Linked DNA regions of Mus musculus: region 2 is linked to region 1. The links are chromatin loops, found by intact Hi-C in ENCODE. Cell type or tissue: heart. All regions are shown on one strand. Each heading gives the region's core, and the rest is flanking DNA. Links, peaks and the distances in the headings are about the cores only. Region 1 holds the start of Fam43a (family with sequence similarity 43, member A). Region 2 has its middle 55 kb from the start of Gm33502.

What was found. Hi-C counts contacts between places; a loop is a spot of excess contacts. Peaks named below come from ENCODE experiments on the same cell type or tissue, not always from the same donor. Only the 100,000 strongest peaks of a DNase experiment are listed, where the experiment ranks them.
Region 2: a loop joins it to region 1, with 10 times the contacts of the local background. A loop is called at or near these places in 10 of 42 quality-filtered maps.

Annotation. Positions count from the first base shown.
Region 1 is chr16:30,595,218-30,609,964 of GRCm38, reverse strand. It overlaps Fam43a (family with sequence similarity 43, member A), which reads right to left and starts at 10,242. Exons shown (of 1, transcript NM_177632.3): 1 at 7,168-10,242. The coding sequence starts at 9,365. The coding sequence ends at 8,091. In heart, for the core only: CTCF peaks have their summits at 8,410 (motif pointing left) and 10,184; DNase peaks (open chromatin) are centred at 8,424, 9,294, 10,224, 12,754 and 1 weaker place; H3K4me3 peaks cover 4,683 bases; H3K27ac peaks cover 3,896 bases; H3K27me3 peaks cover 1,078 bases.
Region 2 is chr16:30,730,703-30,745,774 of GRCm38, reverse strand. No RefSeq gene overlaps it. Among named protein-coding and RNA genes, the nearest start is that of Gm33502, 55 kb to the left of the region's middle. In heart, for the core only: CTCF peaks have their summits at 9,397 and 9,597 (motif pointing right); DNase peaks (open chromatin) are centred at 8,654, 9,594, 10,234, 12,564 and 1 weaker place; H3K4me3 peaks cover 748 bases; H3K27ac peaks cover 5,939 bases.

The DNA of each region.
Region 1 (14,747 bases), core at 6,748-14,747:
GCATCGACTTGGTGTGGTGGCCCACACCTGCAATTACAGCACTCCGAAGTGGAGACAAGTTCACAAGTCCAGAGACATCCTCAACTACATAGTAAGTTCAAGGCTAATCTGAACTACATGAAATTCCCTTTCAACATTTTTTTCAATATTTTAGCTAGAGATGTATATACCTCAGTGGTACCATGCTCACCAAGCGTGCACAAGGCCCTAGGTTCAATCTGCAGCAATATAAACCTCGGGTATAATCCTGACACTTCAGAGGTGTAGCTAGGAGGAACAGAAGGTCAAGGTTATCTTGAACTACGGAGGATGTTTAAGGCCAGCCAGGTACGTAAGACTCCGTCTAAAACAAAACAAAACAAAAACAACCCCCCCCAACCCTCAGGTAGCCAGGCCTGGCAGCAAGTGTCTTTATCCCCAGAACCATACCTAAGCTCTGCCTCTCCTCTGAGCGCTCTCCTCGGTTCCACCCCTTTTTGTGATGGAGTAGTATCATATGTTTGGCTCACATTACAAGTGCACTTTCAGAGAGGGAGAGAGCCAAAAAGAACGGAGGCCTACTACATATTAAGATGAAAACTGCCTAGGTTGCAGGTGGGCAGTTGTATCATTTTGAGAACAGAAGGCGCTTTCCCTATAATTATGCGAGGGCATCAGGTACACACCAGGGCTGCCTTGAGGAGGCCTAACAACCTGTGGCAAGTCTAACAGCCCAAAGCTTGCTTGGTCATGGTCTTCAGCACGATAAAGCATTCCCAAAGGGGATTGATAATTTTGATTAGCTAATTTGATCAGCCCTTAATAATAAAAGCAAAGACATTGAGGGCTTAGCGGAGAGGCAAGGGTGATGTGGTTTGAAGCTTCTCTGGGCAGAAGTCTGGGGGGATCAGCATGGTGTACTCATGGTGCGGGTGTCTCACCGAGTATCTCACACCGAAGCCAACCACAACAGCCAGAATGTACAGCACAGCTTGTGTTCTGAGCACAGCCCCAGTCATGTCCACCCACGGGGCATGTGCACTCACACAGGCAGGCACAAAAGCACACACATGTACATACACACGTACGCATGCATGTGCACACATACACAGAGAGAGCATGGTCTCTCACACACACACACACACACACACACAAATTCTGAGAGAGCCTGTGTGTACTCTTTTCCATATATAATGTCTCCCAGAAAAACCTCAGATCTTCCACACCTCTAAACCACTGTCTCAAGGAGTGTGTATGGAATTATTAATCATACAGAGAAGCCAGGACAGTGATACACCCCTCTGCCACAGCTGATGGGAGAGACTGCTGTGGAGATGGCCCAGAACTGCTGTGGACACCTTACATTCTGATGGCAATGTTAATCCATAAACTCCCTTGTGCTGTGTAAATACTTACCTACAGTTTCCTGCTCTTAACTGGTTGTGTCCTTGTGTCTACACGTTTGGCCTCCTTGGGCACTGGAACACATTTTGTGGACATGTGTGGTATGTGGGAGCCCCGCAGAGACTCTTAAGCCCACTGAGTCAAAAACTCTGCTAGTTCCTCCACTGACCAATTGCCTCAGATGTGAGAAAGCCAGGTTGGGTCCCACATGACATGGTAATCTCTTCCAGACAAGCTGTCCAGGCACAAACAGAGGCTCTTCCAAAGAGAAGCGCTCCTCGACTGGAATCAGATGATGGGCACCAGTGACGGGTTGTTGCTGGAATTCAGGACCCCAGAGAAAAGGTGTCCTACAAAGGTTGGATTTCCCTCCCGGAAAGCCTTGGGAGAGGGCATCGGCAGCCATGGCTAACTGTGGGTGGTTTTCTAGGTCTGTAGGAGGTCCCTGGGAAACCATTTGCAAGCCCTGATCTATAACACAGAACTGAGAGTTTGCTGATGCAGAACCTGGTGGCCCTCCCCACCCTCCGCCCTTGAACTCATGTGACCTTGGAAATCTTTCACTTTCTCTGGGTAGGAATTCAGCTGAAAGATTGGTGCCTTTTGAAATGTGGCATCTGGTGTTACAGAAACATTTGTAATGTTATGAGTACTCCCTGCACCAAAACATTTCTTACTGCCCACAATGGTTCCCTATCCTGGTTCCTGCAATCCCCTTATTATTAGAAAAGGATCCAGGACATATACTAAGCTTAAGGAGGCCAAATGGGGTGCTTTAACAGTTGTTAGGGGTGGGGAGAGGGCTTATCTCTGAAAACAAGCAGCTGGCACCTGTTCCCCAGGCTGTGGGACTCTCTCGTTTACCTTCTGCAGGGCTCTAGAAGAGGATTATATGGCGTCTTGGAAAGAGACTGGGGGCAAAATTGTGCCCTGAGTCCTAATCTAAGCTCTGCTCCACATGAGCTTCCAGTGACATGTGTTTAAAAATCCTTCTTGGCCTCGGTTTCCCCATTTATAAAATAAAGGGATCAAAGCCTGAAGTTCTGTGTGGCTCTCAATCAGAATTAGAAAGAAGCGAGGTCCCTGGCAATGAACCTAGGCCCTTGCCAGCCATAATTGGCTCATTTTGGACTTCCAACCAGAGAATCCATTGTTCTGGGGAAAGAGATGGAAGGGGATAAGGATCCTGGCGAGGTGAGGTCTGCTACTAGGGTGAAGCATCTCTAAGACAGTCAGTTCCTGAGTCTTGCCTCGGGTGGGACTTGGGCTCTGTTGTTACAAAGCACCCAGCCACCAGATGCCCTGGTGGTCCTTGATGGCATGCACAGGCTTTGCTAAATGTCCTCAGACAAAAATTCAGCTACTTACAAACTAATGTATCCATCACACTCTAAATATGCAGTGTCTAAAACCCACAGTCAGGAGACGAAAATTCTAGTCTAACTTACTGAGTGAGTGATCTTAGGCAAGGATTTGGAAGCTAAAATACATAGAAGCAAGTTACCAATTATCTTCAGAATCAGCTCCAAATGAGCCGTCTTCCTCTAAGCTAGAATCCCCTCGCTCTAGAAGGCTGGCGATGTTTTGGGAAAAAGCTGACGTTCAGACAGAAGTGGGAAGTTGAAAGCAACTTCCCATCTCACCCAACACGCACAGGTCCTCAAAACTAGACTCCTTTGCCTGGGTGGTGACCTGGAGATTTCTCATACTCTACCTCTAGCCTGGAATGGACTAACCTCTTCCCTCCGTGGGAGTATTTTCTGAGTGCCTATTAGACGCAAACCTTGATGCTCTATAGAGTGAATCAGAGATGCTTAAAACGTTCTTGACCTTGAAGAATCTACCCAGCCGGAAGGATACAGAGGATTAATAACCATGATGCAATGGGAAGAACTCCTCGCTCTCAACTTCGACCTGCTCTTGGAGGGTGGAGTCTGGCTAGACCAGATCTCATGGGTGGAAGAGCAGATCAAGTTGCTCTGAGAACTGGCAGCCACCCACCCAGCCTCCCACCAGCACTCCTCTTCTCAGGAAGACACACACCTGACCTCTCTCACTTCCAGCATGTGCATCCCATTTGTATTTGTTCACAAACAGGGGTGGAGGATGCTAACCACCAACACCATAAACATCTGTAATTGAATGTCTACCGTGGATGAAGCGTGGGAGTACAAAATAGGCCGGGAAAAGCAGCTTTGACTTAGAACTTGGACCCTGGGGCCTTCCTGTGTGGTTTTGGCCAGGACAAACCCTTTATACCCCAGTTTCTTGTCTCTTAAAGGTGGGGGCAGGGTCAGAGAATGTCTTGAAATCTCAGGAGTGGTGATGACTGATAGCCCCCTGCCTGGTTTGCTTTCTCTTTAACACCTGGGGGTTTTATTTTGCTTCTGGAGTAACTGGCTTTTCTAAGCGCATTTGTGGAAAGTTGAGAAATGAAGCCAAGAACCGGGTGGTGATTGCAGCAACAGGAGAATCTGGGTGTGCAGTGGGGATAGTATATTAACAGAAGGAAGTAGAGTTGGTGGCAGAGATGAAGAGGACAGAAATGGCATCTGTTGGAAGGATCACTGTCCATGGGAGTTAGAAATAAAGACTTTCATTGATGCTGCTGAACACCCCAAGACTGAGGAAGGAAGAGCTGCCCCCTAGGTTTTCAAACCACCAAAATGGTGACTACTCATGGCTGCTCTAGTTGGCTCCGCTCAGAGCTTGCTTGCACAAGGATACAGTGGCAGAGACCTTTGGGCTGTGAATAGAGGGGAGTCATCAGGAAGAGGAAAGGCTCCAACTCACAATAAAACTGGATCCAGATGTGGCCATATACACAACATCCGGTAGCAGTGAGCACTGCCTGCCCTGGCCCCCACCTGCTCCGGGGCCAGGAGTAGTTTCCCAGGCATCTGATGTGGCCCCCGACCCCTGCCTGCGGTCCATGCTCACCAGGGTCCAGCCCTGTCATGCATCCCCTGCCAACAGTTGCTGAGACTACTGATGCATGCCTCACAGAAGGAAGAGGCCCGCTGATTAAATTACCAAATCCTGTTAGAAAACAGGGTCAACCCACTCCAAATAGAATTTTTATGTTTCTCGTGATCTTTGACGACTCCTGGGAGATTTTGACATCTCCAGTGTGGTGCCAAGGGTGGATTCTTCCCAGCGGTTCCATCTTCTTCACCAGCGGAACCCTCAAAACACAGCTGTGTCCCCTGGGAAGGAAATCTGCACAATCGGTATCACAGAGCCTTTCTGATTTGTTTAAGAGCCGCTGTGCTTCTGGAGTGGGGGAGGTGGGCGTGTAGTGAGAGATGTTTCTTTAAAGAGGCACTGTGTGGGGAGGGGGGGCGGGGGGGTTCTCTGAAACACTTATGGTCCAGAGACTCTGTCATGCTAAGGTTTATTTTATACCTTCCAACTCCTCCCTCGTTCTTCCTCAACACACACAACACATTACAGACAGGAACATGCCATATCTGTGCTGAGAGAAGCTGGACAAATGCCTGCTCCAGGGACTCAGCTGCCACCTCTGCAACAAGCCCTCCTGCCTCCGGAAGTCACTTGAGTTCTATGCCATCAGTGCTGTGCTGTTGGACTAGCAGTGTGACTCAGGCTGCAAGAGAGTGAGCAGTGTCTCACTGCATTTAAAACACCAGCGGGTTACACAGATGAAGTGGGAAGCAGGTACCTCACCTTACAAAAGGGAGGAGGTCCGCGTGATCACAGCAGACGCCGGGCCTCTCTGGAGTGTACTTTTCGCCCCATAGCCTGAGCCAGCTGTCATCACACCAAACTGTCTAGCACCACTAGGTACCAGAAACAAAGTTTTGTTGTGTCTTCATTCAAGACATTTCTCCTTTGTCTAGTGATGTCATCCCTGGAAGACGGAGATGAAGCAAGCCACTGCATCGTGTTTCCCCTTCGCATCTCTTCTAGAATTACATCAGCCAAGAGCCCTGAGGTGCGGTGACAAACAGCCAAGAAGCCAAGGGGAGCAAGAGGGAGGCAAGGACGAGAGAGGGAGGAAGGGTGCTGCCTCTTTTTCCATCAGCATTTCTTGTTCCTACTCCTAAATCAAGCAAGAAGGCAGGAAAAAAAGAAAATCAAACTTTAAAGACAGAATCGCCTTGTGCTTGCTGGTGGCATTGGCTTAAACGCTGTTGTCCTATCTACAGCCTTTGCTGATGAAAGCCAACCTTGGCGTGAGGTCTGGCTAACAGTTAAGGGCCTATTCCTGGGTAGGAATTGTATCAGCTCCACTGCCTTAGACGTCCTTAGGTTTTGTTCGGTGGAGGAAGTTGGCAGTGTGGAAGTAACTGGAAATGTGAACTCTGTCAGACAGGAGACCGATGGCTCACACAGCTATCTGCGGGCGGTGTCGCCAAAGACGGCTGCAGCAGGGTGTGCTGCTGCTTCCCTTCCTGATGTCTACCTGAACATTTCAAAATGTCATTCGATGATGTACCTCTGATGCATTCTGGGAGATGAAGACTTTACCAGACCAAACTAGAGGATTAAAAGGTGTGGCCTGTGTCCTTAAAAAGACATTGAATATTAAAAGAAAAAAAATACTTCCCACACCCCCACCCCTTTTATTTTCTTTTAAAGGGATAGGTTTATTGCTGAACCACTCCCATTAATTAGGAAGAAAACTTCACCCTCCCTTCCTCTCTGATTCCAGTGCCCTCCAGTCTCCTCGGGATTCTTGGGCCTAGCCGTTCAGAACATATTTTGGAAGAAAACAAAGCAAAGTGGCCTCAGGACAGCTCGAAAGGGCCAGTAGTGAGATCCATTTCGGCCGCACAGGAAGAGAGATCCAAAAGGGCAATGGGAAAAATGATTGGCAGAAGGGAATTCGGGCAGCTTCTGGGTGTAACCCAACCAGAGACATCTGGTTGGAGTTCACAACAGAAACAAACGGAGAAAGCATGAACAGCCCACAGCACACACCCGCACGCCAAGCCAACAGCTCCGCTGTCTTGCTCTCAGAATGGTTCCCACTGGGCCAGGCTGGGCTGCAAGGGCAGGAAACAGGCAGTTCAAGCTGTCTCCCCGAGCCCCACCTGCGCCATTACTCACTTCACCCCCCACCCCCGGGTGGCTGGGGCCTACAACTTTTCTCTTTGCTTTTCTTCCCAGAGAAAAACAAAGGCCTCACTCCACTGAGTCCCTCTTTAGGGTGCTAGTCCGGTCTCCAAAGCACCGTGGCAATTTGCAGAGGAAAAGGACTATAGATTATGTTTGTACTTGGTCACTAGGCCAACCCACAGGAGGTGGTTAAAAAAAAAAAAAGCTCAGCACACGGCAAGTCACTCAGTAAACAGCCATCCACGTGACTCGTGTAAACAGCGTGGGCAGTTGAATTTACACTGACCTCTCCAAAATTAGCTTGAAGGAAAAAAAAATCCATATGCCAGGCATAACGAATGTTGCACAGCTTTGACCCCCAACATTTGGGAAACAGAGGCAAGCAGATCTCTCAATTTGAAGCCAGCCTGGTCTGTATTAGGAAGTTCCTGGCCAGTTAGAGCCGCACAGTGCGTCTCTTGTCTCAAAAGCAACAAGCAAGCAAAACTGCACACACACACACAATGGGAATATGAAATATACAGAGGCTGGCCACAGATAAAACACCCCGAGTTGGTCTGATCCAAAAGCACGCTATGGGTGGCAAGGTCTCACCTCCGGCTCTCTTCCAGCCACAGCAGGACCACACTAAAACTGGAGGCACAACCCCGCCCCCACCTCCTCCCCGCCAATCATCTGGGGTAGCATTTCCAGAGGCTCTCGCCTGTTCTGACAGCTTTTCCTCTTTATTCTCACCCCGCTGCTGACATGCCAACAGAACTGAAACAAGGCTGCTCAAAAAAATAACAAAATGTTTTATACACATTTCCATATATACAACCGTACAACATTTTACAGGTATCTTTTGCACAGCAAAAGAGATATAAACATTCAGCTCCGAGAACACAGTTATGTACAAAAAACAAAAAGTCAAAAATACTTCACAACAGTGCAAAAATATTTTACATAGCATCATGGAGTAGGAGCTTTGGGGCCAGAGGAAGGTGTGTATTTCTAAAGGAAAATTCCTTTTTTGTTTTTTAGATATTAGGTTTCTTTAACTGTAAACAAAACACGACTTTCATACACTGCCCCCCCCCCCAAGAAGAGTTATTTGAGAAATTTGGCAAACTTTCAAGAGTTTGAGTCTGAGGTAAACAGCCCAAGCTCCCCTATCCGAAAGAACTGGGGGCAGGTAAAGTGGCATTGAAGCCTCCAACGTTTTGAAAGTGACTTTGTTAATGAGATATTGATGACAGAAAGAGGCCTTCCAGTCAGGGGGTCTGGAGAGGAAGTTAACCCCTCCTTCCCTAGCCCCAGCTGCCTCACAAACAGGAAACCGGCTGCTGGGCACCTCCAGCCCGCCCTTGGCCTTTTCCAACTTCAGCCAGCTCTCCCTCACCCACCTTTGTAGTGCTTCTCGCCCTCCCTGCCCCCCATCCCCCTGTTCACAACCTGAGCCACCTCTGAGCCAAAGCGCTGGGGCAACTAGCAAGAGGGAATAGCTTCCCCAGAAAACTCCAAAGTCGGGTCTGGGCTTCAAGTGCATCATTTTCCCTTTCCTGGAGGTTAGGGGGAATAGAACTACTGTTGGGGAGCCACTATGTGTATGTTGGGAGGGGCGCACAGAGAAGTCTTCTGGCAGCTTAGCCCGAGTAGGGCTCATCTAGGCTGGTGCTGTCAGCAGGGCCCGATGGGTTGCCAGGGCTGACAGGGGTGGCATCCAGGCCTCCGCCCTCGATGGAGCTCTCGCTGCCTGTGCTCTCGCCCGACAGCAGGCGTGTCACCCTTAAATCGGTCTCCAGGGTGCTCACGTCATTGCCAAAGCTAAGGTCGCCCAGGTCACTAATAAGCTGTGACAGTTGGGCCTTCATGTCTGAGGCACAGACTGACAGAGGAAGTGATGTCCCCGAGCTGGGGCCCAGCGAGACCCCGCCGTCCCCCAACGCCTCCTCGTGGCCATTTTCCAGCGGGTCCAGCAAGTCCTCACATTCCAACTGCATGGCCACCACCAGCGCCCTCTGCGCCTCAGCCTCTTCCTCTGCTGGATCCCCATCCCCCACACCGTCCTCTTCTTCCTCCTCCTCCAGGCAGTCCTCCAGATGCTCCTCTTCTTCCTCCTGCAGCTCCTCCTCTTGCTGTTCCCCAAGCAGGTCCTCGGTGATGGAGCCCAGCTTGGGAGCGCTGCGGCTGCGCTCCACTGGCGGCTTGTAGCAGCAAGGTCCGTGCAAGAGCAGCTTGCGCAGCGGCACTAGTGGGATGGTGTGTGCGCCCACCAACTCCTGCTGCTGGTGACGCGCATCATCCCGCCGCTTGAGACGTTTAAACTCTGCCAGAGCGTTGGCTGATGTCTGGTAAAGCAGCAGAGCCATGGCCTGAGCCTTCTCCGGCTTGGACACCAGCACCGCGTGGCAGCGTAGCATTACCGCCTTGTGCTTCAGCTCATGCCGGTATACCCAGGCGAAGACTTTGGGTAGCCGCGCGTCTGCCACACAGTAGGTGACGCGGTGCAGCAGGTAGAGGTGGCCGGGACGTCGCAGCGCTCGCTCCTCGGCATGCACCATGCGGATGCCTTGCGCACTCACGGTCAGCTTCATCTTAGTCCCTTGACGGCCGGCCTCACTCTTGCTCCAGATCTTGCCCACCGCTAGGTCAGTGCAACCGTCCCCGCGCGCCTGGATGGTGGTGGCATTCCCCAGGTAGAGCACAGTGTAAGTGGGGTCCTCGCTGGTGATGTGCAGCTTCTTGCGCTTGGAGCGGAACATGCTGCCCACCCGGCTGAGCGCGCCTTCCGGGCAGGCTCTCGCCAAGGAGCTGAGCGCGGAGTAGTGCAGGCTCACAGCGTAGCCCTTAGGCTTGGACGCCTGCCGCGGCGGCGCCTCGGCCAGCAGCTCGAACTTGTGCTTCTTCCACGGCAGCATCTCCGGAGGACGCCCGGGAGTGGCTGGGGCGGCGGTGGCCGAGCGCGGGGTGAGAGCCCCGCAGGGCCACCAACCCAGGCTACGCTTGGCCCGGGCAAGCTCGAAAAATAAAACTCAGGCTGGGAGGACCTCCGGGGCAGGGAGATGGAGGCAGGAGAGGCCAGATAGTGCTTGGGAACCCCGCAGGGACTGGGGTAGGATATTAGAAAAAAATATTCAGGAAAGAGAGAGAGAGAGAGAGAGAGAGAGAGAGAGAGAGAGAGAAGCCTAGATGAGGAGGACCAGGACAAAAGTCTCAAACAAGCAACAAAATAAGAGAGCGGAGCGGAAAATATTTTAGAAAAAGGCCAAATGAGTGCGTACAAATAAATAAAGGTGGGCGGCTCGGCCAAAGCAACCGGGATGGTGAGAGAAATAAGCTGGAACTCTTCTTCAGCGAACGTGACACACACACAAGTCTTGGGCCAGGGCCAGGAGCCGCGGAAACTACAGCAGTGCGCCCAGGGGCCGGTGCTCCCCACCCCCAGTGGGTGCAGAAGAGGGCGAGCCCCTTGGCTGGACTGGTCCCTGAATAAGCAGCTTGCCCCAAGTGTGGTCCGAGAGGTCTGGCTGGCCGCGGCGGGCCAAGCACAGCGGTCCCGCAGCTCACTGCATCCTCGCTCCGAGGGGACGCCGGAGACTCGCGCTCGGCCGTCTCGGCCAAGGTAGCGCGGGGTTCGGAGGGCAGGACGCGCACATCGTCCGCTCCGGGGACTGCCGCTACCTCATTGCTTCCCTCCGGGGGTGTCCGGCTCCGCTTCGGGGTTCTCGGCGATCTGCAGCGCGCCCTCTGTGGTCGTGCGCGCGGTAGCCGACTTGCTCGCTTCACATCATTGCCGTCCGGGAGGAAGATCTCGGGTTAATATAGGCCGGCACGAACCATTCACCGCGCGGACAGGGGAGGAGCACAGGAGAGGATCCCTTTAGGGCTGCGACGCCGGACGCAGTTCTGGTCTCTTAAAGGGACCAGGTTGCAGGCACTGGTCGAGAGAAGGGAAGACTAGTCCACTTAGGCAACCACGTTCCAAATTTACCAGCATCTCTTTTAGCTATAGAAACCAAAAGACCTGGAGTTACCCGATAGATAGCAAGAGGAACTTAAACTTTGACACTCCACCCTAGGCTAAATTGCAACTCGCTGAATAAGTCTACGTCTAGATCGAAACTTCTGGAGGAGGCGGTGGAAGTTGAGCTTGTAGGCTCTGGGGAAAATTGCGTAGTATTTTGTCGTTGTGGTGACTGTTGTTGTGTTCCTTCTGTGACAACTTCAAGAGAATTTGCAGGTTCTGTTTACTATTATTCTTTAATAATCATCTATTAAGGAAAATAAAGAGCCAGGCGGTGGTGGCGCACACCTTTAATCCCAGCACTTGGGAGGCAGAGGCAGGCGGATTTCTGAGTTCGAGACCAGCCTGGTCTACAGAGTGAGTTCCAGGAGAGCCAGGGCTACACAGAGAAACTGGGGGGGGGGGGGGGGGGAATCAGGAGGGGGGGGCAAACTATAAGAGAATCAATTTTTTGCCTGTTACTCTTCTCCTGGTGCCATTTATCCGCCGGTGAGCAGCAAGCAGGTAGTGGAAAGTTCGTGGTTAAGATGACTGCCATGAACAATATTGAACACAGTAGTGAATGGTCCCTAAGTTACTTGCTTCCAGTTTCCACCCCCGACCCAAACTGCCACAGACCCTCAGAGTAAGGCACTTTTTCGAGACATATGAAGTTTCTAAGTAAGGCTGTGCTGCTGTTTGTAGAGCCATCACTGATGCAATTTGGGTGACAATGCTTAGTAAAAACTCAGATGATACTTTTCATACTCTTTTTTCACGAGCTAACTGGACAACGTGGGGTTTGTTTGTTCCCCTTTATTTTCCCTCCCCTGAGACAGGATCTGGTTACCTCGATCAGGCTCTACGCACATTTGGATCCTCTTGTCTCCGTCTCCACATTGTGGCATGCACCACCATGTCTAGCTCTAGACAAGATACCCTCACTCGCCGGCTTGCCCCTCTGAACCCTCCACAACCTTCTGGACACCCAGGGGCCAACCAGTAAAAGCTAAACGACTTCTATTTGATGAATGAGACATCCGAGCAAACATATATATATATATATATATATATATATATATATATATATATTTTTTTTTTTTTTTTTTTTGCTGGGTTAACTTCAGCCAGAAAAGCCCAAAGTCCTATGAGAATCTGGGAAAAGAGAAAAGAGAGTTCCCAGTGACTAAGAAAATTAAAGAGGATCCAGGGAGCAAGCGATGTTTGAAAGATGATTTCCCCAAGTGGGAGGGGGATTGGAGGGCTCTCTGAGAGCAGAGGATGATGCAATGCCAAGATTAAAATGCAGACACTTGTATGAGATTCGACAGAGTCAGTGATAACAATAAAGAAATGTTTCCCCATCAAAGAAATGTCCTATAATGGATTTAAAACCCTCTCTCTCTGTAGGAAGAAATGGCCTTTTCCTGACTGGCCGTTAACGAGGGTCCTAGTGCCCAACTTGCCAGCTGTGTGGGTGGGCTAAGGCGGGGGGGGGGGGGGGAATACCAGACACCAGGATGGAACAAACCAGAATTATAATAATCCATCATGCCAACATTGATGTTTCTTTTCTGCCAAAGGGACTGCAATATTGTGCGTATTTGTGTGTGCACACAATAGAAATTATTGTTCAATGCCAATAATGACAACTTGCAAATTCGAAAGAACAAAATATTCTGGGGAAAGCATGCCAACTTAGCCTTCAGCTGAGTGATCCTCTATAATCCCCAACTCTAAATTCTAAACTAGAGCCCATATCCAAGAAGTTAACATTGCCAAGTGTCCAGGATGTCTGAGGGCCAGAAGGGCTTCGGGGAGCAAAAAGAGGACCAAAGCTGGTCTCATCTCCAATGAAGGTATGACTATGGGCTACACCCAGTTACAGAGAAACCAGAGAGAAGCAGCGATAAGGAAGCATCCACTACAGCTCTCTGGTGGCAGCCAGAGCACCAGTCTCAGAGGTACAGGCTGTGTCATGCCTAACTACCTGTTTAATAAGCTTGTTTCGATCTTGGAAGAGCAGAAAGGTTCTAGGTGAATGGGAACACCCCATGTGTGAGTCACGTCCTGGGCTTGTGCTCTAAGACCCAGGAAGGAAGAAACCTTTATATCTCCTGCAGACCTGGACCTTGGATAGCCTTTGGGGGGTCTACCTACCTTGCCGTCTGGAGAACCTGGCCAGCCTCGCTGAACTCTGAGGTCGCAGACCCTCGGTGAGAGGGAGGAGCAGATGACAAGCAGGTTCACAGAGAACCGCTCAGCAGGGTCCTTGGAGAAACTGGTTAGACACTATGGGCTGAATTTTCAATGACGCTACTCCATCTACTGGCGGCAGGCGGAAGTGCCGCTTGGTGAGGTTGTTTCTCACAAAACTGGACAAGCCGGCGATTGAATCAATACACCAAGTCACAGCTGAAAAGAAACGCTGCCAGCAGGAGTGCCAGCCTCTCACTTGGCATCTGAGAACCAGCCTCCTAGAGGGCTTTTGAACTGGCTTTCTGCCACTGTGTGTTTTGCATAGTGCTCCTCCTCCCCCGCTGTCCCACTCACTGGACACGGACTTCAAGGTGACAATGGTGACTCTGGAATCCTTTGAAAAAATATTTGTAGAGTCTGCTGTGGTGATGACATTGCTGGAGGCTGAGCAGTAGTGCAGCTGGGGGTGTTTGCTTTCCTGGGAGTGATAGCCTGTGGAGAGGCAGATGACCAACACCCAAGGAATAAAATGCCTAATAAAAGGAATAAAATGCTAAGTCGCTGGTGAACAGGAGGCAGTACTAGGAGTGAAAGTGGCTGCTTTCAAAGCTGGAAGATGTTTCTCGGGGATAGCCATGAACACCGAACATCTGAGGGAGCCAGGCACTCAAAGAGATGCTTGCACAGTCTGGTAAAGTTGGTGTGCGTGGCTCTCGAGCACCCAGGAGGTGGTTGACTCAAGTTGAAGTACACCACAAATGTGCTTTTTGATGACTTAATTAGACCAAAAAGTTGTAATAATTGTATATGAATTCCATGCTGAGTAACAACATTTAGGCTACTGTGAGGTAGATCGAAGGCATTGCATTAAACTTAATCTCCCCCCCCCCCCCACTTCCCTTCCTTCTTTACTGTGGCTGTTGGCTTACGCAATGTTGTCCTGAACAAAAGCCACAGCTAATATAAAGGCATTTAGGTTTTGTAATAAGCTAAATGGACTCAAGGACTTTCAGGCTTCTTCGTCCCCCTCTGTGACCCTAGCATCTTACAGTTGCAGCCCCTTTGTCCTGGACTCCTGTGAGGTTTTTTAACCCCCTCAGCCCTGCAGCCGCCTCCACTAACACTAATGAGAAGCGACTGAGTCACTTGAGGCACCGCCCTTCGAGGGGTTTCCCACCATTTGTGTGGGACTCCAGCTAATTTCCACCAAACAATATCACTACAAAAGAGCAAAAGCGGGCCCTCGGATCCTTTTCCAGCCTTGTGTCTCACCACATGGTTTCTCTGTCATGTGTAGGCTCTGATGTATGCCACGCCATCTGCCGTGAGAGGAAGCAGCCAAGGGGCTTCTTGGCAGATCCAGTGCTATGTTGTTTAGATTTTAGACTTCCTAAACTGTGGACTTGATAAACCATTTTTCTCGCTAAGTGGCTAACTTTTCGTGTTTTGTTATAGCGACAGGAAACAGAATGATAGAGCCAATCTTCTTAGAAGATGTCCCTGGACAGATAGTTGTCTCTGTAGTGACAAGCAGAACTGAACCGATAGTTCCCCAACAAACAATTGAGGCAGTTAGACCTTGACTCGTGTCCCAACCAAACTCACAGCAAACGGTGTGTCCACACACATACCTACCTCTTCCCCCATAGCTCAGAAGTCTCTCCTTTTGAGCCTGTCTCCTCAGAGCTACTCTGTAGTCACCACACCACAGCCCTGGCCTTGTGCCTCTTCCTAGTTTCAACACTGAAGTGGCTTCCTACCAACTCCAGGCACAATCCCTTCAGCCCAACACACAAGCATTCTGATGTTGGGCCCCCTACCTAGCTGCCCAGCCTCCTTGACCTTTCCTGGCAACAGAATCCGTGCTAGGCAATGAAGGATGGCCTGGCCTTCCCCTTGGGCTGTTGAGACTGCTTCTTCTGTCCCTTCTATTGCTTGTATGGTGCCATCTAATTGAAATGGTTTCTGTCACTTTCCCTGGCTGGTCCCTAGTTTGTCTTCCCCCACCACCATTATTGCCTCCTCTTTGTCCTCCTTCCCTCCCCCTCCTCTCCTCTTCCTCTCCCCCTCTTCCTCCTCCTCCCCCCTCCTCTTCCTC
Region 2 (15,072 bases), core at 4,689-12,688, 140 kb before region 1:
TCTGTCATGAGCGGCAGCGGCCAGGCTCAGGCCCTCTTGGGTCCTTCCATCTGAGTCAACAAATAGCTCTTTGAGTTTCTCTGGGCTGGGCCTCCACGGGATTGCCAAGGCATGAGTTGCCCTCCCAGAACTCAGAGTCACAGCAGGCAGCCCGGGAGAGCAAAACAGACCCAGGGGGCAAGCTAGCCTGACCTCTCCATTCATAGATGTGTGTTCTCAGTGGAGCAAGACACAAAACATTTAGAGAGTTGGAGATGGATAGATAGTGACTGTTGACTTTGAATTCGAACCACAGCAGGGTATGCCCCTGGCCCCAGAGCCTCTCAGCTTTTGCATTGGGTAGGTCTCAACACACAGCTACACCGAGTGCGCTCTTCGTGAGGGTGCCTGAAAATATGGGGCAAGCGTGGTCCAGTCCGTGACCCCATAATCAAGCTCCAGGAACATGAGGAAGAGTGGGGTTTTTTTTTTCCTTTCTTTTTTATACAGAGGCATCTTCCGTAATACTTGACAGCTTTAATGCTAGCAGGACCCATCTCCCCAGATGTGGCTGTTCCCCAAAGCTATACTCTGAGGATACCAACATCTGCTGCCGTTCCACGGCCCCCTGACCTTTCCCACTGCCCCTGCTCTCCTTGGACAGTCCTTCCATTCACTCCAGGATGACTGCACCAGGCACTCCTGCTTCTCTGCTCTGATGGCCTCTAACTCACTCTCTCCTTCTATCTGGGCAACTGGAAACTACAGGGCAGTTTGTTGAGGCTCCTGAACAGAGCTTCCTTATTGATCTTGGTTCTCCCGCCCCCCCCCCGAACCCTCCCAAACCCCCCCCCCCCGTGTGAAGGAGGAACACAATCAGCTGTTGCCACAAAGATGCTGCCTCTCCACTTCTCCCCTCAGATCCTGTATCCTACCTCATCTCCCCTCCCCCACCACCACCACACACACCTCAATGATTCCTATGGGTTGCTCCCCTTAGGACCCTCCCTAAATCCTACTGTGGAAGCCTTGCCTTCCAAACCCACTCAACAAACTTTTGTCTCTGGCTTTATGCAAGCTGTGGAGGCAGCATGACAGCGATATTACCGAGTCCCCAGTGGGGTTCAGACTTCTTCCCAACAACTAGGACAGTACCGATCATTTATACGGCGGTCACATAGATCGCCCCAACTATAGAGTCCTAAGCAACACTCACTATTATCTCAGCATTTCCGTGGGTTAGGAGCACGGGCACAGCCCAGCTGCTCCTCTGCTTATTTTACAGGGCTCGAATCCAAGTGTCAGTCAGGCTGTGTGCACCTCAGGAGGCTTGACAAGGGAACAAGCCACTTCTAAGCTCCCTCAGCGGGGTGGAGCTAGTTTTCTTATACATTTGAAGGCTGAGGTTCCTGAGCCCTGGCCAACTGTTGGCTGAGCCTCCCTCCCTTAGCTCCTAGGGCCAACATAGCTTCTATGCCTCCCTCCCCAAGTCACATTTTACTATCAGACAGTGGGCCAGTCTGTTCCAGTTCTCTATTGTAATCCTGCCTTGGTTGGTTCACGTCAACTGGCTGCTGCCTGAGCCCTTGTTTGTCATGATTGTTGTTGTTGCTCTGGTACCTGTGTGCTTCTGCACGTGACAGTGTCCTGGCTGTGGATGATGGCTGTGATCCGGCTGTGTCCGAGGGAGGCAGGCCTTACAGTCATAGCCTGGGAGAGAAGTCCAGCCTATAAAGCGGGCACATGGCTTTGCAAGCAGGGAGAGGAGAGAGAAAGGGAGGCTGGGCAGGAGGCTCATAAAACATGGTAGTCCCTCTGCTCTCATCAGAACCCCAGCAACTGAGGGACTTTCCTTCCTAAGGTCTTCCTGTGGGCCTGGGGTGCTTTCTGCCCTTGTGGCTATTGCCCTTCCATACTTGCTTTTTATTGGGGACAATAACTGTCATTTGGCCATATTCTTTTTCCTTTTGCCACTCGAAGCCTGGGTTGGGCCAAGGAACTATTTCTTGGCCCGCCTTCGGAGGTTTAACACCAGTCCCCTGACCCCTGACCTGACACTCAGAATGTTTTTGTCCCTGAGATCATCTTTCCGTTTTTCCTGAACCTGCCCACTGTGGAAATTTATTTCTTGACCTGGCCAATTGTGTCTTCTATTGCTTCAGCTCCTAAACTTACTGTGCAATGATCTTCCCACCTAAAATTTCTAATAAACAGGAAATGCTAGTTTGAGTCCACAGTCTATCCCATTTTGTTTTAGTTTGAGATCGGGTTATATTCTCTAGTTAAAGTTGGTCTCAAATTTGAGATCTTCTTGCCAGCACCCCTTAATGCTTTGGTTATAGACACATGTTATCATGCCTGGAACCACCCCCTTAATGCTTTGGTTATAGGTATGTGTTACCATGTGCTACCATGCCTGGCTCCATCTCATTCTCTATTGGATCACTGTCCATGCAGCTCATGATATATGTTCATGACCATGAGCAACTTCTCAGTTTTGTTTACTTCTTCAGTTCAGGAAGCAGAAAGTCAGGGCAACACTGTCAATGAGCTGAATGCATGGGAAAGCCTCAGGCTCATTAACCAAGGCACAGTGGCGGCCGCGTTTGACTCAGGGGTGAGTCTTGCTCAGTTAGTACTTGGTGAAAGTGCCCTCTCGGAATCTTTAAATGTTATATCATGTACAGTTTACCCTTCATTCAGATGAGCAGCTGCCTAAACCTAAAATGAAGTCATTTTTGATCTTTCCTTCCTCTGACCTCCACACCCCACTTAGCCCCACCTCTTGTCTGATCCATCTGGAATCATCTTTCTAGTCTCCTCAAACCCCTCTCACGCATGCCATTTTTCCTCTGTCCTCCACTCTGAGTCTTGCTCTCATTCCTTTCTCTCTTGCTTTTACAATCCCACCAGACAAACTGTTTAAAAACCTAAAGTCCATCCCGGAGTCACCCTCATCAACAGCTGCTGGCAATTTCCCACTACCCTCAAAACACAGCTCAAGCCCTCACCACATTCCTGGTTTGTAAGCCGTTTGAACCCGCCCCATTCCTTGCCTTCTTCCCAAGGCCAAGTTCATCCCTGTCCAAGACTATTGCAGAAGCTGTTTCCTCTGCCCAGCTTGCCCTTTCCCAAGATCTTCACTTGACCCAATGCTCTTCAACCTTTAGGTCTCAACTTAAATGTCACATTTCCCAAGGGGCTGCCCATCAAAAGCAGGTGTTTCCTGTTACCCTCCCCGTGTCCTTGCTGTTTTGCCCGACATCTCTCTTCCCCTCGAGACTGAAAGTTCCATGAGAACAAGAGAAATGTGTTTTGCTAGGTGCCTTGTAGCCAGCTCCAACTTAGGACCCAGCACATGAGCATTAGACTTAAAGATCCATTGAGTGGTATGTTTAAAAGGATGAATGAATGACATGTTGGGATTCGCTCTATGTGGGTTCTCCCAACCAGGGCTATATGCCATTTAAATATTGTGTGCAGCCCATTCTGTCATTGTGTATTTGCCGGGTACCTTCATGCATCTGTAGGAGCCTTCTACCATGGTAACATCTTATTCATCTGAAGGAGATTGTCTCACATCCTCTTCTATCCAGAGCTGAGAAGCTAGGAAGAAGTGAGGAGTGCTCTGCTGTAACCCCCAAGCTTTGAGATTCCAGTTTGTCTCCCCAGCATGTAAGCCAACTTGTGATACTTTCCATTTGTCTAATAACGTAAGGATGGGCTTTCTCTCCAGCATACGTGGCCTTGTCAGAAGTCCACGGTCAGGTCATTGCACTGATTGTGTTGCACATGGAACTGCGGGTGCACGTTCCTTGGTTCCCTGCTAGAATTCAAATGGATGCCTACAGAGGTTCCCATTTCAGAGAACTCAGGAACAGAGGGGGCCTTGTGATGCCTTTCTACCTATTGGATTGCTTGTCCAGAGCCTAGCTCTCCAAATGCCTCTGAGACAAGGTCCTAGGAACTCATAGATGAAGCATGGAGCTTTCTCTCCAGCACACCTGGCCTTGTCAGAAGGCAGACACCTGTGCCTACCATGCTGGGGACCATCTACATCCTCTACAAGGTCAAAGTCAGGACGCATTTACTCCTGCCGATCCTTCATTCATTCAGTTAGCATCCCTGTGTGTCCCGCAGACAACCAATATACAGGGATGTCAGCAGAATGACCTTGCCCTGAGGACAGCCTTATACGTGGGCACTGTGCCAGGGGGTTCTTGTTTCTGAGGTGCCTTCTGGGAGCCTCCCCTGCTTCTGACATCTTGTTATCATTTGTTTACAATTTGCTCATCGACACCCAGGACATTTCTGCACAGATTCACAGGTAGATGGCTCCCAGCTTGCTTGTTTCTTCTAGCCCAACTGGAACCACTTACCTCTAAGTTGGGTACACTTATCCTCAGCATTGTCATGCAGACTACCTAATGATGTGTTCCTTAGAGGCACTTCACTGTTAGTAACTGCTTTCTAGGGCTGATCTTTGGGGTGTGGGGAGAGAGGAGATGGGAAGAGTATTCCTAGCATAATAGCAAACTAGTTTGGAATATATATATATAACATTACTACATTACAATCTTACCAGTTTGTGCACATTTGATTGTGCATATTTGTAATACCGACCCTTGGAAGGAAGGATCCTGAGTTCGAGGACAACGTAGACTACATAGCTTGACTTCTATTGCTATTCTTCAGTGTGCTTATTCTCTCCCACTGATGCGGTGACTACTCTCACTCTTGCCTCCAGATTATTGAACACGATGCACTTCCTTCTAGCTCTTGCTGACTTCCCTTTCTTAATTCCTAGTCAATCTTGAAGACTCTGCCTGACATACCCCATAGGAGACATGTTCCTAGAATACTTCCTAGTACCTTCCCTTGCAACCCTCGCCCTTTGCATCAGCCAGATTGGGAAGCCCTGCCGTGTTCCTGAGTTTACCGGTATACCAGCTGGATCATTGCCATGCTGTGTGTTCATCGCCTGCTTAGCTGTCTGTTCTTACTGGAATATGAGACCTCAAGATCTTCTCTACTAGTTCCCAGCATCCATTAGGAAGGCAAAACCCTCATAAATGCTTGGTATACTAATTCACTCACTAAGACAATGGTTGCAGTGAAAGAAATCCTAGGCTTAGTGTCAGCCAGTCTTACCATAACAAAAGACCTCCAAAGGAAGCCCTGTGGTCAGAGTCCCCTGCACAATAGGTGCTGCTTCTATCTGTATAGCACTGTGGTACCTGTTGATGTCTACATTGCCAGTCTCTCCTGTCCTCTCACGCTCTTCCAGTAAGAATTGTACTTACTTTCCAAGTTGATTTAGGGATGTCAAAGGTCCACCATGCCCCCAAAGACCCTCTTAAACGCCCATAAATAGCATGAGGACATAATTAGAAACAGGAGCTATTTTGAGGACTTGATCCTCACAGTCTAATTGCCACCTGACTTCTCCCTGGACCTGCAGAGCCAGGTCTTTATTTCCTCCTAATTGGCAACCCAGGATTCCTGTAGAACAATTCCACTGGCAGAGGTGGTGGAGGTGGTGGTGGTGGTGGTGGTGTCAACATAGCTGATGGGTTTGCCGGTTCCAAAGACTGGGGGGTAGAAATACAGCTCTGATTAAATCCTAAGAACTATTGTGAAAAAGGTGAAGCCCAATGAAAGGTCATAAAGTGAAAGGTATTATCCCCTCTAGAGCCCACATCCAGAGGCCACAAAATCTAGGGCTAGCACACAAGGCGAAGAAGTCTCAAAATTAATTGTCCATACTATGCAGGTGTACTTATGAGCCAAGCCTGGCCTTGAGACTAAAGGGAACTAAGTCTGGCAATACTACCTAGTTTTTTTTTTCAGATGTATATAGCGCAGCTGTCATTGTGACTAACAACACAAGATTTGTCTAAATGGCTCGAAGTTCATCACAGGCATGATCACACGCTTTACTGCTAATGGAGACAACCGCAGAGCAGAGCATCAAGAGGCACAGTGACTCAATGTGGTCAGTTCCCAGGAAAGATGAGCTGAGTCTGGCTGGCTGGCACCACATTCTTCGCACCTTGTTCAAGGACAGACATGTGCTAAGGGGCAAAGATAAATCAGCAGTCAGGCGAATCTTTTCTTTAAAAACACAGACGTTTGAAAAGGTTAGTAACCCACGGGATAATAAAAAAAAAAAAAAACAAAAATGGCAACTTCATAGTTTAGAGCCTTTGGCAATAAAAAAAAAATTGCATGCTCATATATTACTTCACGAGGCTCTCTAAAAGAAGGGAGAAAGGGAAGGAAAGAAGAAATGAAGGAAAAAGAGTTTGTAAGAGAAGTAAGGTTCAGGGGCTCAGTTGCTTCCTAAGACAGCGCAGCCATCAGCAAGTCACAGTCACAGGTTTTCAGCAGCACAATGCAGACTAATGTTTGCCAAAGAGCACTGCTCTCCTCTCCCTCTGCAAGCTGTGATGGCTTAAATGAGTGACACTCAGGCATGGCTCTAAAACACGTCTAGAGCGGTGGTTCTCAACCTGTGGGTCGCGAACCCTTTGGCAACTCTCTATCTCCCAAAATATTTACACTGCAATTCATATCAGCAGCAAGATTACAGTTATGCAGTGACCGTGGGGTCATTGTACAGTTAGGGGTCAGCATGGCACGAGGAACTGTATTGAAGCATCTCAGAGTGAGGAAGGTTGAGAGCCATTGCTCTCGAGTGTCTCCGGATCTGCTCAGTTGTTGTAAAAGACTGCAGAGTTGGTACAGAGCTTTCCTGTTTTAAAAGATGAAGAAGGCGGGGAAGTCACCTGATAACAGCAGGCCAGGTTCAGCCTGTGTGTCTTTATTGTCCCCTACATCCTCTTTGTATTCTCTACTGTTAAAAGAAATAAAAATGGCAGGGGTCAAAGAAAGGTCAGCGTGTAAGTAATTCAGAGTGTGTCTGTCTGGCGGTGTGTTTTTGTCCACGGAGCTAGAGCATGGTAAATGATAGTTGTGATACGAAGCGCCATGTGAACGACAATCAGAACACGGAGGACATCAAGTACCTCCCGACAGCGGAGCTGGGCACAGTAACTAAAGATACAAATTTGTGTTTTTTGCTATGTAACTGGCTGGAGCAAGTCGAAGCAGGGCTTATATTATCTGGTGTGGTTTTGCTTACACAGACAGTTGTCTAGAATAAGTAATGGTCACCAATGCTAAATGGTTCTGTGTGGTAGGATGACATACATGGACGACATATTGCAGACTGTCTACTTTCAAAGGCCACTTGCCCAGCTGGTTCAGAGGGCACACGTTCACAAGCCCGTGGCCCGTGCAGCCTGCTCTCCTACATGCTGAGTTCTGGCTATCATCATTTGCTCCTTTGTCATGAGGAGAAGGAAGTCATGAGGAGAGACAGAGGCCATGCGTGCCCCTTCTCAGCCAGCTAGGCCCTGCAACACTTGTGGCTACAACCCCTGGTTGTCTGTCTCATCCACTTACAGAGATTGACTTTTGCCAGAGACTCAAAGCATTTGGGTCCCAGAACCCTGGTGCAGCCTAAGGGCTCCTTAATTGTGACCCCTTGGGCAGTCTCCTTGCTCTCTGAGCATTGGCTTCATTACCTGCAAAATTGGAATAACAGCATTGCCTCACAGGAGCACCAATTCAGATGAGGTTTACAGAATGCCTAGAGGGGTTGGAAATGGTCTCACATAGAAAAACTGGCCTTGGGAGGGATCTAAGTCAGAGTTTCTTTTTGTTGTTGTTGTTTGTTTTGTTTTGTTTTCTTCGAGACCGGGTTTTTCTGTGTAGCCCTGGCTGTCCTGGAACTCACTTTGTAGACCAGGCTGGCCTCGAACTCAGAAATCCGCCTGCCTCTGCCTCCCGAGTGCTGGGATTAAAGGCTTGCGCCACCATGCCCGGCTTTAAGTCAGGGTTTCTATTGCTGTGATGGAATGCTATGGCCGAAAGCAGCATGGGGAGGAAAGGGTTACTCAGCTTACACTTCCAGGTAACAGTCTGTCCTTGAGAGTGGGGCAGGAGCTCAAACAGGGTAGCAACCCAGAGGCCGGAGCTGGTACTTGACTATCTCCAGACCCGTGAGGGACCTCTCAAAACAAAGGTGAATAGGCCAGTAGCTAAGAAACAAGATCCAAGGTCATCCTCTGACCTCTGTACTCTTGTGCACACGTGTGCATGAGCACCTATATCTACACACACACCCCGCCCCCACCATACACACACAAAATAGCTGGAAAAAATAACACGGGCTTTGCACAATCCACCATGTCACAAATCAACTATGCAACTTTGGCAAGAAGAAACATTCTCTCACAGCCTCAGTTTCCCCCTTGGTAAAATGGGCTGGCTCTTCTGCTCTGTCCAGTCTACCACCTGGAAGCACCCCAGGCCCCTCTAAGCAGCACTGTGGTTTGTACAAGGTCCAGAGATCTTGTAAATTTCATTAGAAGCAGTTTTCCAGATGTGCCGGGGTGGGGTGACCTATAGTTAGAACTCAGCAGCCCCCACTTGTTTGTGTATTTACCGAAGCTCTGAACCAGCTGTCTGAATCACTTGCAAACAGACCAAAGCTATTTTCAGGCGTCACACGCAGCCCCACAAGAGTCAGCCACGCCTCAGGATAATGCACTAAAAATATCCTTATAGTGCTATTTTTAAGGCTCCAAAGCTACAAGCCACAGCCCAAGAAAGCAGAGTTCCTCACTGCGTGCACACACAGGGCACCAAACCAGAGCCCAGTTCCCACTGGGCCCCTGGGTCAGTCCAGGGGCTATTCTTTTCTCTGACCATCTGGAATCTCCCTAGCCAAAGGCCCAGGCTGCGTATGAAGGAAGCCTTGTCCTTCCCTGGGGACCCTGCTAGACGCTGAGGGGTACAACACAGCCCATGACACGACGATGGGACCATTATGTCTGCTGTATGCTTGTTTCTGTTCTGAATCACCAGCTCGGAGGCTTCTGCCCGTCAGGGATGCTGGACACGTCCCTAGCACATCTGAACAGTCATTTATGATTTTGAAAGCATATTCGCATGCATCAGCTCCACTGATCACTGTGGAACCTCGACACAAGGGTTATTATTGTCTATACGTGCGAATTTGTGCCCGGTTATCACCTTGGTGATGTGATAGAACACAGGTGGTCTCTGGTGTGTCCAGAAGTGATGACTTCACACTGGTTCAGCATCTTCCTTCTGCTACCATCGTAAGCACAGCAGTCACGATTCATTTGCTCACTCGTTCATTCATTCATTCATTCATTCATTCACTCGTTCCCTTGAGAAGTATTTTCCTCACTTCATAAGCTAAAGCCCTCTCTGTACTAGGCTGAGATATAAATGACACCTCTCTAGGAGGTGACAGTACCAGGACAGAAACCCAAGAGAAGCTTCTTAATCATATTGGGGCCCCAAGGGCTAAGTTGGATAGATAAACAAACACCGTGGAAGGCCTGAAAAGCCTGAGCCTGTGAAAACTGAAAGCAAGAGTAAGGGCAGGAGCCCAGGGAATTGTGGGGGCTAGCAGCTAGAGGGGGTTGGGGGGAGAGGGGAGGGGTTGGGGGCCTGTCTGCAGCTGATCCAGGGAGTCCAGCGGTTTACAGCAGAGGTCAGTGCAGACACAGCTGGGTTTTAAGAATCCCAGAGATGCTCTGTGGTGGGAGGGGTAGTCGGGCTTCAGAGAAAAGAGCCAGCACGCAGACCATGGCAACAGTTTGGGTGACCCAGAATGGGACTGAGGGAGGAGTCCAGGAGATTGACAAAGGAAGATGAGATTCAGAAAGTATATGGAAGTAGCTACGCGGTGTGAAGGAAAGAGGCGGGCAGAGTAAGGCAGGAGAAAGGAAGGATGCTACCGTTGTAGTGAGCAGTGTGACACGGTTTGTGGAGTTCCAGGAAGAGAGCAAGAGTGGACACAGTTTGGAAGGAAGGAAGCTTTTGAGAGGAATCTATAAATCTGTGGGTCTCAATACTCTTTCTCATCTGATACCTGAAAGTACCAGGATCTCTCCCTGATCAGCAACCTAAAATCTCCCCAGCAGAGCCTAAAATCAGGGGCTCAAAGTGTGCTTGGTGTATTTGGTCCTAAGGCCCTTGCTATTCACCTGTAAAGTCAGGAATGCATTTTTGCATATGCAAATATGTTTCCTTGGCTGAGGAAGTGTAGTTGTGTGCTTACCTCAGGGTAGCCAGGAATGTCACTCTGGGCTCTGGGTGCTTACCTCCATTAAGACCCCCTGGAGGGCTCTGTCCAGCTGTCCTCTGAGGCCTGCTGTTGTCCCCTGGAGAGAAATTCCGTGGCTACAGAGTTCCTGCCACCTGCACTTTCCCGTACATCCAGTCTAGGTTAGGGAAGGTCACACACACAGGGGGAAAATTCCAGAACATGAGCTCATAGCGTGTGGTGAAAAGTGAGGAAATTTGCCTGGAATTTTGGAATCTGCTCCAGGAATTCATTTTTTTGTTTTAACAGCAAATAGCTTCTAGGGAGCTACCAGGAATAGGTGTCTTCTCTACAGTGTTCCCCACTCCCACTGTGGCTGGTCTTCATTCACATGGCAGGCAGAGTGGTGGATGACTCCAAGTTTGTATTTTCTTTTTTTTTTTTCCATTTTTTATTAGGTATTTAGCTCATTTACATTTCCAATGCTATACCAAAAGTCCCCCATATCCACCCACCCCCACTCCCCTGCCCACCCACTCCCCCTTTTTGGCCCTGGTGTTCCCCTGTACTGGGGCATATAAAGTTTGCAAGTCCAATGGGCCTCTCTTTCCAGTGATGGCCGACTAGGCCATCTTTTGATATATATGCAGCTAGAGTCAAGAGCTCCGGGGTACTGGTTAGTTCATAATGTTGTTCCACCTATAGGGTTGCAGATCCCTTTAGCTCCTTGGCTACTTTCTCTAGCTCCTCCATTGGGAGCCCTATGATCCATCCATTAGCTGACTGTGAGCATCCACTTCTGTGTTTGCTAGGCCCCGGCATAGTCTCACAAGAGACAGCTACATCTGGGTCCTTTCAATAAAATCTTGCTAGTGTATGCAATGGTGTCAGCGTTTGGATGCTGATTATGGGGTGGATCCCTGGATATGGCAGTCTCTACATGGTCCATCCTTTCATCTCAGCTCCAAACTTTGTCTCTGTAACTCCTTCCATGGGTGTTTTGTTCCCAAATCTAAGGAGGGGCATAGTGTCCACACTTCAGTCTTCATTCTTCTTGAGTTTCATGTGTTTAGCAAATTATATCTTATATCTTGGGTATCCTAGGTTTGGGGCTAATATCCACTTATCAGTGAGTACATATTGTGTGAGTTTCTTTGTGAATGTGTTACCTCACTCAGGATGATGCCCTCCAGGTCCATCCATTTGGCTAGAAATTTCATAAATTCATTCTTTTTAATAGCTGAGTAGTACTCCATTGTGTAGATGTACCACATTTTCTGTATCCATTCCTCTGTTGAGGGGCATCTAGGTTCTTTCCAGCTTCTGGCTATTATAAATAAGGCTGCTATGAACATAGTGGAGCATGTGTCCTTCTTACCAGTTGGGGCATCTTCTGGATATATGCCCATGAGAGGTATTGCTGGATCCTCCGGTAGTACTATGTCCAATTTTCTGAGGAACCGCCAGACTGATTTCCAGAGTGGTTGTACAAGCCTGCACTCCCACCAACAATGGAGGAGTGTTCCTCTTTCTCCACATGTATTTTCTAATCACAAGATAAAAAAAAAAAAAAAAAAAAAAAAAAACATGACCAACAAACAAAACAGGCACTCTGATATTTCCTGGCTGACAACACTAATTCATTTTTGCCTATAAAGGAATTTTTTTCTAAGACATGAATTGCTCCCTTCAAACCAAAACTGCCTAACTTTAGGACTGATGCTAGGCGCGTGGAGGATGGCAGTGTGCTGTTACAACATACTGTGATTTCCCTCCCTCTGCAAGCTGCCATTGAGCATGGTCCTTCCCATCTGTAGACCTAGGAAGGAACCATGTCTATGCCTTCCATAGCAAAGCGCCCACACACCTGCGCAATAGTGTGTAACAGCATACACATGTGACCGGGTTAGCTTGAGGCTGAACTTGTTAGCTACCTCGGGGCCTAGGTTTAGGAATGCATCCGCCAGGAGTGTGCCACTTCCTGCCGATTTTACCTTCTGTTCTCAGCCACAGATGTGACCTCTGACCCCGAGGAGTCTCTTTGCGATGGCTCTGAGCCCCCAGGCTTCCACTTTCCTATACCCATGACCTTACAGAGGCTTACTTGCTGGACACAGTAGAAGGTTTCTCTGCCTGGTGACGAAGGGCAGAAACCCCAAGCGACGGCCATTTAAAGGGCTCCTGTAAACTGATCTTTCTAGACTAGAACTCTTCCTGCTTCTGGCCCTCAGCTACTCTCTAATTCAGAGAGTTTTCTGAGGTTCTGAGTGATTTTTTTCCCCCTGAGACTGAGTGATTAAGGTCTTTATCTCAATGGGCCTATGTTTTTGTGGAGAGAGCTGAATAAACATGAAGTAGGAGCTGGGAGGGGGCAGGGAACAGAATCCGAGGGATAAAGCAGGCAAGGACAATTATCAAGATGAGAGGGAACGGAGAGCGAGTCCTCAAAAGAGGAAAACAGGAAGTCTCACTGGGCCTGGATGGGAGGAGGGAGGACCCAGAATGACTGAGGTGAGGAAGTGGGAGAAGAGAAGGGAAAATGATGGATGTTTCCTGTTCCCGTTTCACTCCAACCTGAGATGGTGTCTGTCAGAATACAGGCTTTGTGACACTCACCAAATCTCACAACTGCAGCCTTTACTTGGCCACATGGCCCTTTAGTCAGGAGCACCAATAGGAGCGGAGTCTTCCGCAGTGACGTCATCACTCTGCCGGGTGAGAGCTTATTGATCATAGCAATTTCATCAGATTCACAGCACACACCAGATGGGAAACAGTTCCTATTTGCCTCATGACTCCAGGAGCCGGGAGGAGACTGGGACCTTGGAACAAGCAAGACTGAGGGAGACAGAGGACCTGTCTGCAAGCACCAGAAGGATTGTCTTGCGTGTGGAAGAGAGACAGGTTTGCTGAGCCCAGAGGGAGAGACTTTAACAAATTCATCAATACCAACAAGATGGGCTGTTGTAGTGGTCAGCTTGCAACACCATCGCAAACAAGTCAGACATGGGCTACTGACGAAGAAAATGCATTTATTTAGTTCACAGTTGGGAAGACTCAAGGGCATGATACCTGCATTGGATGACTGGGGTGGGAGGTAGTCATGGCAGAGAGATAGCAGTGGTGGAGATATGTGTCGGGACCAGGACACACATTTTAAGTCAAGAGTCGGAGACAGGGACAGTGGTCCGATTTCCCTCCTTTAATAGAAACTGTTTCAGAGACCTACAGAGGGGTTATATGAGAACTGCTTCATGTTTTCAACGACCCCCAAACCATCCAATAGGCCTCAGCCCACAAAGATCATGTCACCTCCAATAGCCCCACTATTGAGAGCAGCCCTCTGAGCATATGGACCCTTGAAAGGCACTCAGACCATGACAGCTGCCTTGGAAGGTGGTGAGCTCCTGTCAAAGAGATCTAAGCAGAAGTGTGGAACTGTTTGAGGGACTAAATCAAGGCTCTTGAGTTAATTAAGACTCTGACCATTTCTGTAGCACATGAGTTCAAACTTAGTCCAGCTGCTATCTGGTTATAATATTCACCATGACTCTCTGGGACTCTTTTGACTTCATACAAGGTAATCTGCCCCTACCCACAGGTAAGTAGAACCTGTCCTTGTCTGACCAGTGATCTTAGTTCACCCCAAAAAACAAGACCAGGACCCTCATCAGTGCTAAGTTCTGAACTCAGGTCTCAGTTTTGAAATTAGCAAGAAAACAAAAAAACAGAAGTTATACAAACGAGCTGCTGAGTAAATCAGGTGTGATAGATCATGCCTGTGTTTCAAGGCATTCTTACGTCAGGGGAGGGTGATGGAAATAGCCATTCCACCTGATTTGACCTGCGTGTAAACTGGAATTCAAATGCATTCCTTCAAACCCTGTGCAATGACGCATGGTTTCATCCCAGGCCCCGCCCACAGAACGTCTGATTTCTTCCATCTTCTATTGTAGGGCACGTAACTCCGTCCGGGATTACCAAATGTGTGGGAGTTGTAATTCCTGATAATGCCCAGTTTGATTGTGCAAACCATCTGCCTACTCTGTCCTAAAAATATTCTCTGGAGGAAGAGAAGGTGGTATGTACATGTGTGCATAAATTAGACCAGACATGTTTGCACGAGGTCTGGGGGACAGCAAACCTCTGAGTAGCCTTCGATCGTAGGTCTTGGGTCAGAAGTCTTGAATGAATCCAGATCGGAGACAAGAACTGTTAGGAGAGAGTGTGTGGCTGACTGGCTTTCAGCAGAGACCTGAGGGAGGCAGGGAGTCTCTCCTTACACTTCATCCCTGGTCGCAAGGCTATGTCTCATTGGTTAAGAAAGAAAAAAATGAACGGAACAGGCCAGTCTGACCAGGTAAATAAATGGGCGGGCCCCGGATCATCACCTCTTCCTCTGCTCCTCCAAATCCCATCTCTAAGTTTCATCTCCAGCTCTGCAGCAGAACACCAGTGGCAGCTCCCCTATCTCTACTGGATGCCACAAATCTCCTCACTTCCCTCCCCCAACTCACGGCTTTATCTCAGCCCCCATAACAGGTACTCCCTGGGGACCCTCGGGCTACTCTCCCAGGGGAGGAAGTAATTGCAGGTCTTCACCTTTCCCTCTGCTCCTCCAGATCCAATCCCCCCAGTTTCATCCTCAGCTCTGCAGACTCTCTGTCCCCATTCTCAGGGGACTAACATAGCAGACCCCGGTGGGACACCCTCACACCCCTGCCCTCCTGCCCCACAATCCCGTCCCCATTCCTAAGTGTCAGCTCTCAATACTCAAAACCACATTTTACCCTGTACCTCGGATAGTCACACCTATCAGGTTTCCTACCAGGTGTCACTCTCCTACAAACCAGAGAGGAAGCAGAAACCAAGGAACAAAACACCCACCCAACAAAAACAAGACCATGTACTAGCACCTGGAATTACAGTTTTCCCTATCCTAGATG